Linked DNA regions of Mus musculus: region 1 is linked to region 2. Evidence: chromatin contacts called from ENCODE Hi-C or POLR2A ChIA-PET data. All regions are on one chromosome and are shown on one strand. Each heading gives the region's core, a stretch centred on a gene start or an enhancer-like site at or near the end of the contact. The rest is flanking DNA. Distances are from core to core; before and after follow the strand shown. Region 1 overlaps Elovl6 (ELOVL family member 6, elongation of long chain fatty acids (yeast)). Region 2 holds the start of Elovl6 (ELOVL family member 6, elongation of long chain fatty acids (yeast)).

Region 1 (6,033 bases), core at 1,968-4,467, 59 kb after region 2:
TCAACATAAACAATTTGAATAATTCAGGTTAAAAATAATCCACATGCGAACTCCTTTGCCAAGCATGTTGTCTCATAATGCTCACAGAAATCAGAATCAGCGCAAAGCCCAGAGCAGCCCACGGGAACAGGAGCGGTGTTGTGGCAGACATTTCCTAAGTGTTTCATTGTGTTTGCTTCACTGTCCAAGGTGCAGATGCTAATGAGTTAGGAAGCTTCCATTACTGAACAAATACCAATAAAACAAAACTGCAAATGGAGTTTCTGCCCAGAAGTGGGAGTTCAGCTGCTAACAATCTTGATTCTGGTGTGAACCGAAGTGCACGCTCACCTATGTTTGCATACACACAGCTCATGTACAAATACAGGCACGGAGCTGCCTTTGATACCTCAAAGTGATTGCACGTGATGTTCTCATATGCCGATCTAAGATGCCTGGGGCCTTTTAGACAGGTTGAGCCTCGGTGAGTACGTGGAGGGATTACTGTCCTCAGCTCACACGATACAGTTCCACTTCAAGTCAACTGCCAGAATGGATGATGGCCAAGCTGTTGGTTGATTTGACTTATTACTTATCACTTATTACTGTGTTACTTTCATTTTCCTAAGGGTTTTCATGGGACCTTTGTCCTTTCCTTTTTTCCTTGGTGGTGGTGGTGGGGGGTGGTGGTGGCAGAGGTTGCATCCTGGGCTTTTCTTAAGTTGATTCTAATATGCTCTGACTTGACTAACTTAAGAACTAATAAAGGCCAAGATACCCAGGAAATGTGTGCAAGAGTTTTGAGTTCTGTTTTCTTGCTCTTTCCCGTGGGTTAGGTCAAGTCAGTGTTTTTATAGGAGGCTGTATAGATGTTATTGTGTAGTGGGGTGTGTGTGTGTGTGTGTGTGTGTGTGTGTGTGTGTGCACGAGCTTGAGTGTATGTGGTGATTACTACAGAATTCTTGTGACAGGGTTTTATTTACGTTGTTCTGGGTATCATGAAGAATCAAGAAGCCAGGCCTTGATTAGAAGGTGGGGATTTCCTTCACAAGGTGTGTTTCAGTCACAAGTCCATGTAACCTAATGCAGACCTTGAAACCTCACTGATGGTGTCATGCAATCTCCCTTGTCTCTCACTCTCTCTTTCTCGAGTGTTGACTCACAATTCAAGATGACAACTGGCAGGAGCAGGTCTGAGTCAGACCAAGGCAGAGAAGCAGAGGACCAAGACTCACACACACCCACAAAAGGGTGTGTCGTCAATGTGAACATGTTTTCAAATGCTTTCTCAAAGGCATGCCAGCCAGCCACTTGTGCCTACGTTGTCATTGCTGCAGCTCTGTCATTTGGCTGTCTCCATTGTCATGAGGAGGAAAAAGCAAGGCTGAACTGTGCTGGTGGGGGGGAAGTTGAGTCAAGGTGAGCCTTCATCGAGCCTGCCCGGGAGCCATCGTATGGGGCAGTCTCTTGGAAGACTCAAGGACTTCTGAATACTCTTATTTAGCTGTCAAGAAGGAAGAGAGTTCCACCATGCCCGGTTTCAAAACATTTGTCTCTAAAGCTCCGTGGGAAGACAACTTTATAGATTAGTTCAATGTTTGGAAATATTCTAATGTGCTAATCCTACCTTGATAGACATTTGTTTCAGTGGTTTTAAATCAGTTTACAGAGCCCCTGTACAATCATCCCTCACCCTGCTCAGTGCCAGGTACCCACCAGTCAGCTTTCTGTCAGTTAGCAGTTGTGTGTCCCTAAGGAAATACAGAACACAGTACTAATATTTGATATTCACAAGTATTTACTTTCTTTTCTGGGAGAAAAACACCCTCAACCTTTTGCAAAGTACAATTCAGTTTCAAAAGAAACATCTATAATCCTTTCCTCGAAGTAGATCTGTCAAATAATGGAAGATGATACTCTATTTTTTATGAAAAAAAAAAAATTGGTGTTACGTTGGAGGCCCCAAGTGGGTTATCTTGCTCAGCAATCTCATATTTACCCGGCCCCATCTATCTAGCCTTTCTTGGATTTTTAAAATCATATCGCCATGTTGCTGAGGACTTTGTGTCTTGCTTAGGAATCTAGGTGGCAGTTTTCTTAGTCCAGAAACTAGCACCATTGACACACAGGGTGGAGACGTCCGACCCAGGATTAAACACCAGAACAAGTAAGGAAGTGTCAGCTTTGACCGGGTGCCCATTGCTCATTGGAAAATACGAAGTGTGTTTGCAGAAAGCACGTGTTGAACCTTATATACTTACACCTCTGTGCGGCATGAGATCCACTTCGCTGCCAGCTTCCCACCTGGAGTGTGCTGACCTGGAACTGTAACCAACTACACACACGGAGCTTGGCTTATCTAGCCTCCGCCTCAGCCACTGCTAGGCTTCTCCTATAAGAGTGCAGGCTTTTGCTTCCGTTTCATCCCTAAGTGATACCACAAGTCCAAGCCTCGATTCCTCGATGTAGAACCATCTGTTGACTTTCAACGGCTTAGTTTTAGATGGAAGTTTGTATGGTCCACTGAAGCTGTCTTATTTAGGGTTTCTGTTGCTGTGTAGAGACACCATGACTGGCAACTCTTATAAAGGGAAGCCTTTAATTGAGCTATAGTTCAGGGGTTTAGTGCGTTACCTTTCATGGCAGAAAGCATGGTGACGTGCAGGCAGGCATGGCGCTGAAGTAGTAGCTGAGAGTTCTACATCTGCAACATCCCCCTCCCCCAAGACTTCATTTTAATTCCTAGTCTTTTATTTTCATTGTTATTAATTTTATATAGGTAATAGTAACGTTTAACTTTATTATAAACTAAAATTGGCTTTGACTTGTGGTACAGTTGCATTATCTTAAAGCTAGACAATCTGTGTTATTAACATCCACGGAGGTATTTTTGTGGGTAGGCAGTAGGTTATTTTTAGAAATACTTAAGGCAGAGGTGCTTAGAATGTGTGAACACGAGCTGGCGGGATAGCTCAGTCATTGAGTGTTTGCCATGCAAGCAGGCATGGGATGCTGAGTTAAATCCCCATTGTCCATGTAGAAAGCCAGAAGTGACTGGTGTGTACTCTGGGGAAATAGAGACACCCTGCAGCTCACTAGCCAGCTGCCATTAGGCGAGCCTCAGGTCCCAGTGACAGACCCTGTTTTCGTCACAAAACCACTTAGCCTTATTTTTTTAGATTGAAAGTCGTGTGTCATTTGTTCGCACTATAGAGGGCTTCTTCTGGTAGTTTCATTTCTGCAGTGTCACAGAAGCTTCGCTCTGAGCATGCGCTTTATGTCTGAGCATGCGCTGTACGCCGTAAAGCCACCTGTGAGCTGTACTCCCTGCTGACTCTCAAAAGAAAACTCAAAATTTCCTCGTCCTTGTCTAGAATCCGCACATGCCGAGCAAAACCAGCTTGCTCGTGCAGCAGAATCAATGTGCCTGTAGTCAAGCTCTTGTCTAATTAAGAAATGATCTTGGCAGCTTTCTTAAAGAGCCGGGGTGGGAGTGTATGTGGAAGCCGAATGTTGATGCGGATGGACTCCTCGGTTGCTCTTGAACGTATAAATTGTTCTTTCCACTCAGGTTTCTCTTGCAAAGCCAAACCTGAACTTATGAGGCCACAGACAGCTGGGGGAAGTGGCTCGGTGGACAAAGCAGTTGCCATGCAACCATGGAGCCCAGAGTTCACATCCCAGAATCCCAAGTCGAAAAGTCGAGTGGGCGTGGTAGCATGAGGTCTCTCATGCCTGTGCTCAGGGGTCACTGGGGTCAAGCTGGCTAGCTTGGCCAGCTAAACCACTGAACTCCAGGTCCAGTGAGAGTCTGCCTCAGTAAATCAAGAGCGACTGAGAAGGAAAAGATCAGGTGGTCAGGCTTAGTGGCTAAGTGCCTTGTTGAACTGTCTTGCTAGCCCAACTGGCCGTTCAGGGTAAAAAGGTCTCTAGTCACCACATATACAGATCACTCTGCTCTGTGATAGGATGGGCTCCTGGAGGACTCGCAGCTGTAGCCAATGTTCCGATTCTCTGCCCTTCCCAAATCCAGCGAGCACAAAGCAGATACTTGTAGACCAGAGACCAGCCAGACCCTTTCATAACTCCAGAGTTCCTTGGGTTGTGTGACCTGGGTTACCTTGGAAGCTTCACTGCCCTTTCAACTTCTGTCCACATAAGGATCTATGCGAGTACACGGGCAAAGGGCAGATATTAAAAACCTACGAACATGAGTTTCGAAATGGCCAAAAGGTGACGTGCTTCTTGCAGTCAAGAAGCTGGTATTTGCCAGAGGTCATTTGGGTTCACCCACTGCAGTTACATAGAATCAAGGGCTGAGTTCTGGCCAATAGCTAGTTTGGGCCATCTGCCTACTGTCCGCCAGCTTGATAGCAAAGAGGCGGAGACCAGTGTTACACACCTTGTTAGCCTTGGAGAAGCCCTCCACCTGTCAGTGCAAGGCAGAGGAACCACCTTTGTAACATTGAAAGGTGGTAACCCAATACTCTACTCTGAATGGCCGAATCCACCGCAGCCAGCACTGGCTGCCTTCTGACTGGTCGTGAAAAGAACGAGCAGCTTGCTGTCTAGTTTCAGGACTGCAGATAATGTGTGTGGATAATTACCAGTACATCATGGGCCTTTTAACTTTTTGTTTGTTTGTTTTGTTTTTTTCGAGACAGAGTTTCTCTGTGTAGCCCTGGCTGTCCTGGAACTCACTCTGTAGACCAGGCTGACCTCAAACTCAAAATCTGCCTGCCTCTGCCTCCTCCCAAGTGCTGGGATTAAAGGCATGCACCACCACTGCCCAGTTTTTTAAGGCTTTTTTTCTTCTTTTTTTGCCTTTTAACTTTTGATTGAATCAACTGAATGGATACCTGCGACTCCCCCTCCTTACTGCCCCCCAGTAAGTAATTAAATATGTACAGGAGCCCCCCCCTTCCATGATAAATAGATAGGAAGGAGAAAGCTAAATTTTTTTTTCAGAAACACCTCCTGTAGAAGGCTAATAAGAAGCGTCCTTTGTTAGCATCTCTTTCTCAGTATAAAGGCTTGAAGTGGGTCCCTTTCACCTGAGCTCAGAACCTTGTGACTTTTTGTGCTGATTTTTTTTTTTCAGTTGTATGTGTGGGGGAGAGCGTGTTATCTGTCTGTGTGTGAGTTTGGGTGTGGAGGCCAGAGGACAACTTTTAAGCCTTCCACTGTGGGCTCTACAGCTCCAGGTCAGGCCATCCATTCATCCAGTTCGTGCTTTTATTTTACCTTGAGCCAGCCCCTCCCCGCTCCCCAACACACACACACACACACACACACACACACACACACACAAATTTCTTTGAATAAAATATTCCAATTACTGCGGTACAGTATCACACCGTTCCATTTTCAGGCTGATCAAAGTAATCGGCTTTGTTTTTGGCAAACCCTTGCCTACCGAAACACGTTCTGCCCTGCTGACTTGGGTGCCCTTTTGACTTTGCTGGCAGCGGAGGAGGACCCATTAGAGGACAGGCTGTGCATTCCTTCACAGCACCGATGTCAGTTATTGCTGTCCACGATGTCTCTGCTGACTTTAATAGTCACACTGAGAAAATATGGTAGGTGGTGTTAGGCCCCAAAGGAGTGGGCACATAGACAGTGTTTTCCGGCCTTGCTCATCAGTGCCCAGTAGAACTGCTGAAGCTGCCTGGGAAGCCACAGCAAGCGTTCCACAAATGTTAAAAAACAAAACAAAAAGCTAGTGGGGTTACAGGAACTTGCTGGACACTTTTAGCAACCGGGGAAAGGAAAAGCCATCATTTTTTTTAAAGCTATCTAGATTTAGAATCTAGTAAGTTTGAAGCACAGACTCAGAGTCAGCTTTAGCATAAATTATCCCACCCACTAATATATTTTCTTTTCTCTTAAAATATGTCCCCAGTGCAAGATTCTACTTTAGAAAGAGGATCTTGCTGTGTAGCCAGCCGTGGTTGGCCTGGAACTCACTTTGTAGACCAGGTTGGCTCCAAACTCCTAGATCTACCTGCTCTGTGTCCCGAGCTCTAGGATCAATGGGATGGTCTACACAGCAAC
Region 2 (6,041 bases), core at 2,065-4,564:
ACATGCCTTTAATCCCAGCACTCGGGAGGCAGAGGCAGGTGTATAGCTGTGAGTTTGAGGTCGGCCTGATGTACAGAGTGAGTTCCAGGCTAGCCAGGGCTACACAGTGAAAGCAATGTCTCAAAAAGCAAACAAACAAACAAATAAAAGCTCTATGCAAACCCTCCACCCTTCGTTCATACTCCAGGGCTTCTGCACTTGGTCTCTGTAAGACTTTAACAGATGGGAGGGCACTTATCTGGACTGATGACATTCCTGGTTCTGGGCAGTATGCTGTTTAATTTTAATCTTTATGTTCACTCTAGCAACTCTAACCAGTAGGCAGCCGCTGGAAGCTAGGAGCTCCTGCCATCAAACTCAAGCACAGAGATGAAATGGTAAAGCAGGCCTCCAGGGACACACTCACCCAACAAGGCCAGGCTCCTAAAATCCCGTCAAACAGCACCACCAACTGGGGACCAAGTACTCAAAGGGCCAAACCTATGGGGCATTCTTATTCAAATCACTAGATATTTTGTAAACTGTGCCTTATGCTGGGCAGGCCTCAGGCTTGCAGCGATCTTGTCTCTGCCTTCCTAAGGCTGGGATTACATTTGCCAATGGGATTACATTGGCTCTGGTTCCCTTCCTCACTCTTCTGGTCTCACCCAGTCACTTTACCAACAAGGAAGACAGCTCCCAGGCCCAGGCCCAGGGCTAACGTCTTTCTTTCATCAGCTACCCCCACCTTTCGGACTGATTTTGCCAAGTGTTTAGTCTTAGGCCTTCTTCAAAGACATTCAGGATGGCCTGACATATTGCCCCTAGAAGGACAATCTATATCTGAAGAGATAAGTGAAATCTTTACACTAAGTCTTTGAGAGTGTCAGAGGACATTAATGTCTTAATCACCAACTAGACCTCTGATTGATGTAATAATCTACAGGATTTCTTTTAACTCTGACTTATCTATCTATTCTGTGTGGATGTATGTGTGTGTGTGTGTGTGTGTGTGTGTGTGTGTGTGTGTGTGTGTGTGTGTGTGTGTTGGTGGTGATGGTGGAAGGAGGGATAGATAGGGTCTCATGTGGCCCATTATAGCTTGGAGTTTGTTACTTAGCCAAAGATGACCTTGAACTCCTGATTCTCCTGCCTCTACCTCCCAAATGTTGGAATTATAGGCATGGGTTACAATGCAGACTTCCTTCCTTTAAAGAAGTGTGTGGGGAGGAGTTGGGGGGGGGGGCTGCTTCCTTGTGCAGGTGAGCAGGTGCACGAGGAGGCCAGAGCTGTAATGGAATGTGTCATTCTCGAGATGTCTCCATCTTCATTTTAAAGACAAGGTCTCTTACTCATCTCCAAGCTCCTATTTCAGGTTTGTTATTTCAGGCTAGCCTTAGACTCATGTAGATCCGCCTGCCTCTGCCTCCCGAGTGCTGGGATTAAAGGCGCGCAGCACCACCACCTGGCTCACAGAGCCATTTCTAGCCAGCGTAAGATATAAAAGATACCTGGTCTCCAAAAATGAAAATACACAGGAGGAGTTCCCCGTCTCAGCCTCAGAGGTTCTGGGACTCTGAACTCAGGTCCTCATGCCAAGCCATTTTCACAATGTGGTGGCAATACCTCTTTCATTCCAGCACAAGGGAGGCAGGGGCAAGGAGAGCTATGAGTTGGAGGCCACACTGATTGATCTATTGCTCTACTGTGCAATTTCCAGGATGGCCAGGGATACACAGAGAATCAAAAAACAAAAACAAATAAAAAACCCAAACAAAAACAAAAACAAATGACATTAAAAACCCAGGGTGTCATTCTATCTCCTTGGCTGACCTGGATCTTGTTACTAGACCAGGCTAATCTCAAACTCACAAAAATCCACATGCTTCTGACTCCAGAGTGTATTAGGATTAAGGACATACCCACCCCCCAATTAAGGACATACCCCACCCTTTTAAGACTTGGGGGGCAGGGGAAGCAAGGATGTCACTGTGAAATTCAGACTCACCTCAAATTTCTGGCAATTTTACTAGCACCAGTCTTCCCGCCTCAGCCTCCAGTGTCTTCCTGAGATGATCTGACTGCATGAAATGCCCTCGCCTCATTTTAGTTGGCTGGTAGGTGAGGAAATGAACATCTTAGAGGGTATTTTCTCTCTGGTCCTAATGTACATCTTTAAACTAATAGGTTCTTAGCTGGGCTGTGGTGGCCCGAACCTTAGTCCCAGAACTTGTGAGTGAGGCAGAGGCAGGCAGATCTCTGAGTCTGAGACCAGCCTGGTTTACAGAGCCAGTTCCAGGGCAACAAGGGCTACACAGAAAAATCATGTCTCGAAAAGCCAAAAGCACCTAAAAAACCCAAACCAAACAAACAAAAAAACCCAATCTTGAAAATCACAAACATTTAAAAAACAAACAAACAAACTAATAAGTGTTGATCAGTATCTTTTGTTGGATCTAAATATTATATTATTAGGTACCTTATTGTCTCTTACTTCCTTCTTCCTTTTAGGACTAGAAAATACCATCCTCCAGAAAAATAAGGAGTATTTGGGAATGGTTGCTGTGAGCTGGTAGCCCAGGGGGAGGATTAGCATTACATAAATCCCTCTCCTACATTAATCTTTTCTTCCTAATTTCACAAGAATAAGGCAGAACTAAAGTAAAGCAGATAGATAAAGTTTTGGTATTTAGATCAGTAGGCCTAATTCTGTATGCCAAATTCCCTTCCTTTGTTCATTAATATCCCCTCCTGGTAGCCAAACCCTCTACCTAACTTCTGCCTCCTAGTCAACCTTGACTTCCCAGGTCCTCATCCTCAGCATCCTGTCTGCACGTGGTCTTAGTTCCGAAGGCTACCTGGCCCTAAGGTCAAGGTAAATCCGCGCCCAAGCTGCCCGGTGGAGGTGGTCTCAGAGGGTGCTGCGGGATCGAGGTAGTGAGGAGACTAGATCGCAAGACGTGATCCTCACATTTATTTGCCTGGAGTTCTCATGCCAGAGAACCTGGCAGATTTTACTATTTCCCAATTGTTTACTCGCCAAGCTTTCAGGTCCACGCGCCTCAGGGCTGCGCCTCTCACTCTGAAACTTCATTCAAAGGCCAGGCAGGGAGGCCCAAGAGGTGGCGAATGGGCTTGAGTATGACCTCAAGGCCACTTCCTCCCTCTTGGCGCCCTTCCCTCCCCTCCCCCAGTCCACCAACCACCTTCTTGTAAACAAAACTATCCCCCAGGGCGATGGGAGGTCTTGCTCTTCTGCGCCCTCTCGCGCAAAGGGTTAATTTTCCCGATCGCACGAGGGGGAGGAGATTTCCCTGTAGACGAGTAAAAAGCGTGATGGACAAACGTGCGGGCACTAAGACCGCAAGGCATTCATTTCCTCCTACGGTGGATGCGGACGCTGGGAGGAGAGCCCCTGAGCTAGGAGCTGGGAGCAGAGGCGCAGGCAATGCTCAACCCTGGATGTAGCTGAGAGGCTGGGAGAGAGATCGGCCAGGAGACTGACGGCGGGGCAATACCTAGGGGGGTGGGAGGGGGAAGCAGACAGGAGAGCACTCAAAATAAAAGGCTCTTTACAGATTTTTTTATTTTGTATAGAGAACACGTAGCGACTCCGAAGATCAGCCCCAATGAACATGTCAGTGTTGACTTTACAAGAATATGAATTCGAAAAGCAGTTCAACGAGAACGAAGCCATCCAATGGATGCAGGAAAACTGGTAGGTGATGCTTTCGCGAGATACTATTCCCGGGAGTGCATTAATGTCGGTATTCCTGGTCTGAGCGTGAGCGGAGCGACGGATGGATTGCCGGCAGTAGCCAGCAGATCGCGGAGTTCCAGGGTCTCATGTCTGCAGGAGACTCTGAAGCTGCATGGAAGCGTGCGGTTTGGGGGGTGCTCTGTGTGAGCCGCGGCCACGCGGGCATCTTTGTGTAGATTATATAACATAGAACATATAATATGTGTACCTGTAATAATATACGGGAGACAGAGGCATGTTACAATCCAGCTATCCCACCTGTGTTGTCTCCCTGCTTTCGCTTAGATTTGGGGGTTCTGCTTGGCCTCCCGCAACTGGAGCGTGCAAGGCAGTGGAGGGAGGACCCGGTCTCCGCTCCCTTTAACCCTCTTCAGCCCGCCTCTCTCTGGTCCTTTCCCTCTCCCCATCCCTCGTGTCCTTCCTTTCTCCTTGTAGTTCTTCCACTTTACTGCCCTCCCTTGACTGCCGCCTCCAGCCGTAGATGCCCAGGGTCCAGGACCCCTTCCCCACTCAGATTACTTTCCGGTTTCATAAAGACATCGGGGAGGAGGGGACAATGAAAACTGCAATAAAAATGAATGAACCCGAGCAAGTGGAGCCACGCCATTATTAAGTTTCTGTGTAAAGGAAACGCCTTTTGGACACGCTTCTCCGCGTGGAGCAGCAGTTTAAGTACTGGAAGGCTCCTGCCAGGGCAGTCTCGGAGGTCTTTCCCCAGAACTTCGAATCCGGGAAAACATCTTGTTTACTGAGTTCCTCCGGTCAGTCTTCTGAAAAATCCCCGTGTGGGAGGCGATCCGGTGTCACCTTGCAGTATTTTAAGAAGGGAGCTCCCTCCTTCCCGTAGACCGTGCTGTGGTTGGAGATGTTTCCCTCCGGTTTAGTGCGAGCCCCCTCGATCTCCCCACCCCCACCCCACCCCCTCTGCGCCGCGGCCGGCCCTCGGGGGGCTTCCGGGCTCCGGGAGGTTCCGCTGCCGCGTGCGAGGGCGCTCGCGACCTGCCTTCCCTCCCTCCATTCATCAATGGGAAACCGGAGACGCCGGCGCTCCCGGGCTGGAGCGGGTGGTGGCAGCCGCCGGGGGTTCGCCTTCTCCAGCCCGATCCCGGGCTTGCTGCTCCCGCCCCTTCTCGCCCGCGGGGAGCGCGCCCACCCTTGGCCTTCAGCTTGCGAGCTGGGCCCTTGGGCGGTTTACGGCGGCGGCCGGGCGGAGCCGAGACTCCGGGGCGCGCGAGTTCGGGCCGCGGCATGGCGGCTGCCTGGAGGCCCTGAGCCCCAGAGCCAGCCTGGTGCGGTCGCCGGCGTGCTCCTGGACACCGAGGACGCGGGCCTGGGTCCCGAGCGCGATTACACCCCCGGGGAGTCTGGATCGCCCCGTAAGGGGGAGGCCATAGGGAGGCCCGAGCGCTGCAGGAAGCCCAGCCCCCTCGGGCTGGCGTTCGGGGGGTCCTAGCGGTGCACTTCCTCCCGTTAGGGGCTTGGGGGGGAGGGGGGGCTGTGACCCGAGCTCAACCTGCCAACCTAGGGCTCCGATCTTCTCTGAGACCATTTGTCACCGTCCCTTGCAGGGCTCTAGCCTGCCTTCCTGCCTTCCTCCTCCAGTAGCCCGCAGCTCGCGTCTCTAGCTTGCTGCATCCCGGTTGGGCCTGTCATTCCGGAGCAGGCATTCCTAGCCTCTGCAGGCGCATGGCACTCAGTCTGCCCTGCTGCTGCACCACCCTAGTGCATGCTGTTTGTTGCCCACCCCACCCCACCCCCTTTTCCTAAGGTACCCCAGGACCATTTCCCGCCTCTTTCTCCAGACACTCAGTTAAGTGACTTTCACTCTGTCAGAACTAGACAGGTCCTTGGTCCTCGTGGGACTGAAAATATCCCAAATCCATGAATTTCTTTTCCCTTGTTATTCTTTGGCCACTATTAACTCCTGAACAGTACTTATGTTCTTCCTGACAATGTATTTTCATTATCTTATTTTCCTTATTTCTTATTTTAAAGGTGGCTCCTAGCACATCGTGGGCTGATGTGATGAACCTTTTCTGGTCTTTTTTTTTTTTTTTTTCTGGTCTTGATTTTGCAAAGCATTTTGCAAAATCTTACTTTGTACAAGGCAGATGCTTACAAGGTCCAGCGATTAAAACGCTCATTTGACCGCCAACACAACCTGCTCATATCCGTGTCTGGATTCAGCATGCTTGGCTTGCGTTTTGAACGCTGTTCTAGTCACACTGTAGAATGGATGTTCTTCCCGTCTTTTGATCGTTGGCTTTATAGTTTTGGATAGCTTATTACAGTGGATAAGCTT

The links. Hi-C counts contacts between places; a loop is a spot of excess contacts on that map. ChIA-PET counts read pairs that join two places held with the same protein, here RNA polymerase II (POLR2A).
Region 1: a map of left cerebral cortex shows a loop between it and region 2 (4-fold over the local background). The contact joins the enhancer-like site here to the promoter of Elovl6 in region 2. A Hi-C loop is called at or near these places in 2 of 37 maps with a recorded cell type or tissue (adrenal gland and left cerebral cortex). POLR2A ChIA-PET finds 5 or more read pairs at or near these places in 4 of 5 experiments (Patski and embryonic stem cell).

Annotation. Positions count from the first base shown.
Region 1 is chr3:129,587,759-129,593,791 of GRCm38, forward strand. The region is part of intron 2 of Elovl6 (ELOVL family member 6, elongation of long chain fatty acids (yeast)); the gene reads left to right. Among named protein-coding and RNA genes, the nearest start is that of Gm35986, 58 kb to the left of the region's middle. Within about 2 kb of position 3,218, at least 1 of the 3 ENCODE cell types and tissues checked has a DNase peak (open chromatin) inside an H3K27ac peak, as active enhancers do.
Region 2 is chr3:129,529,072-129,535,112 of GRCm38, forward strand. Elovl6 (ELOVL family member 6, elongation of long chain fatty acids (yeast)) reads left to right here and starts at 3,315. Exons shown (of 5, transcript NM_130450.2): 1 at 3,315-3,424; 2 at 3,577-3,697. The coding sequence starts at 3,609. It overlaps Gm35986 (predicted gene, 35986), which reads right to left and starts at 3,317. Exons shown (of 3, transcript NR_153368.1): 1 at 3,186-3,317; 2 at 1,988-2,093.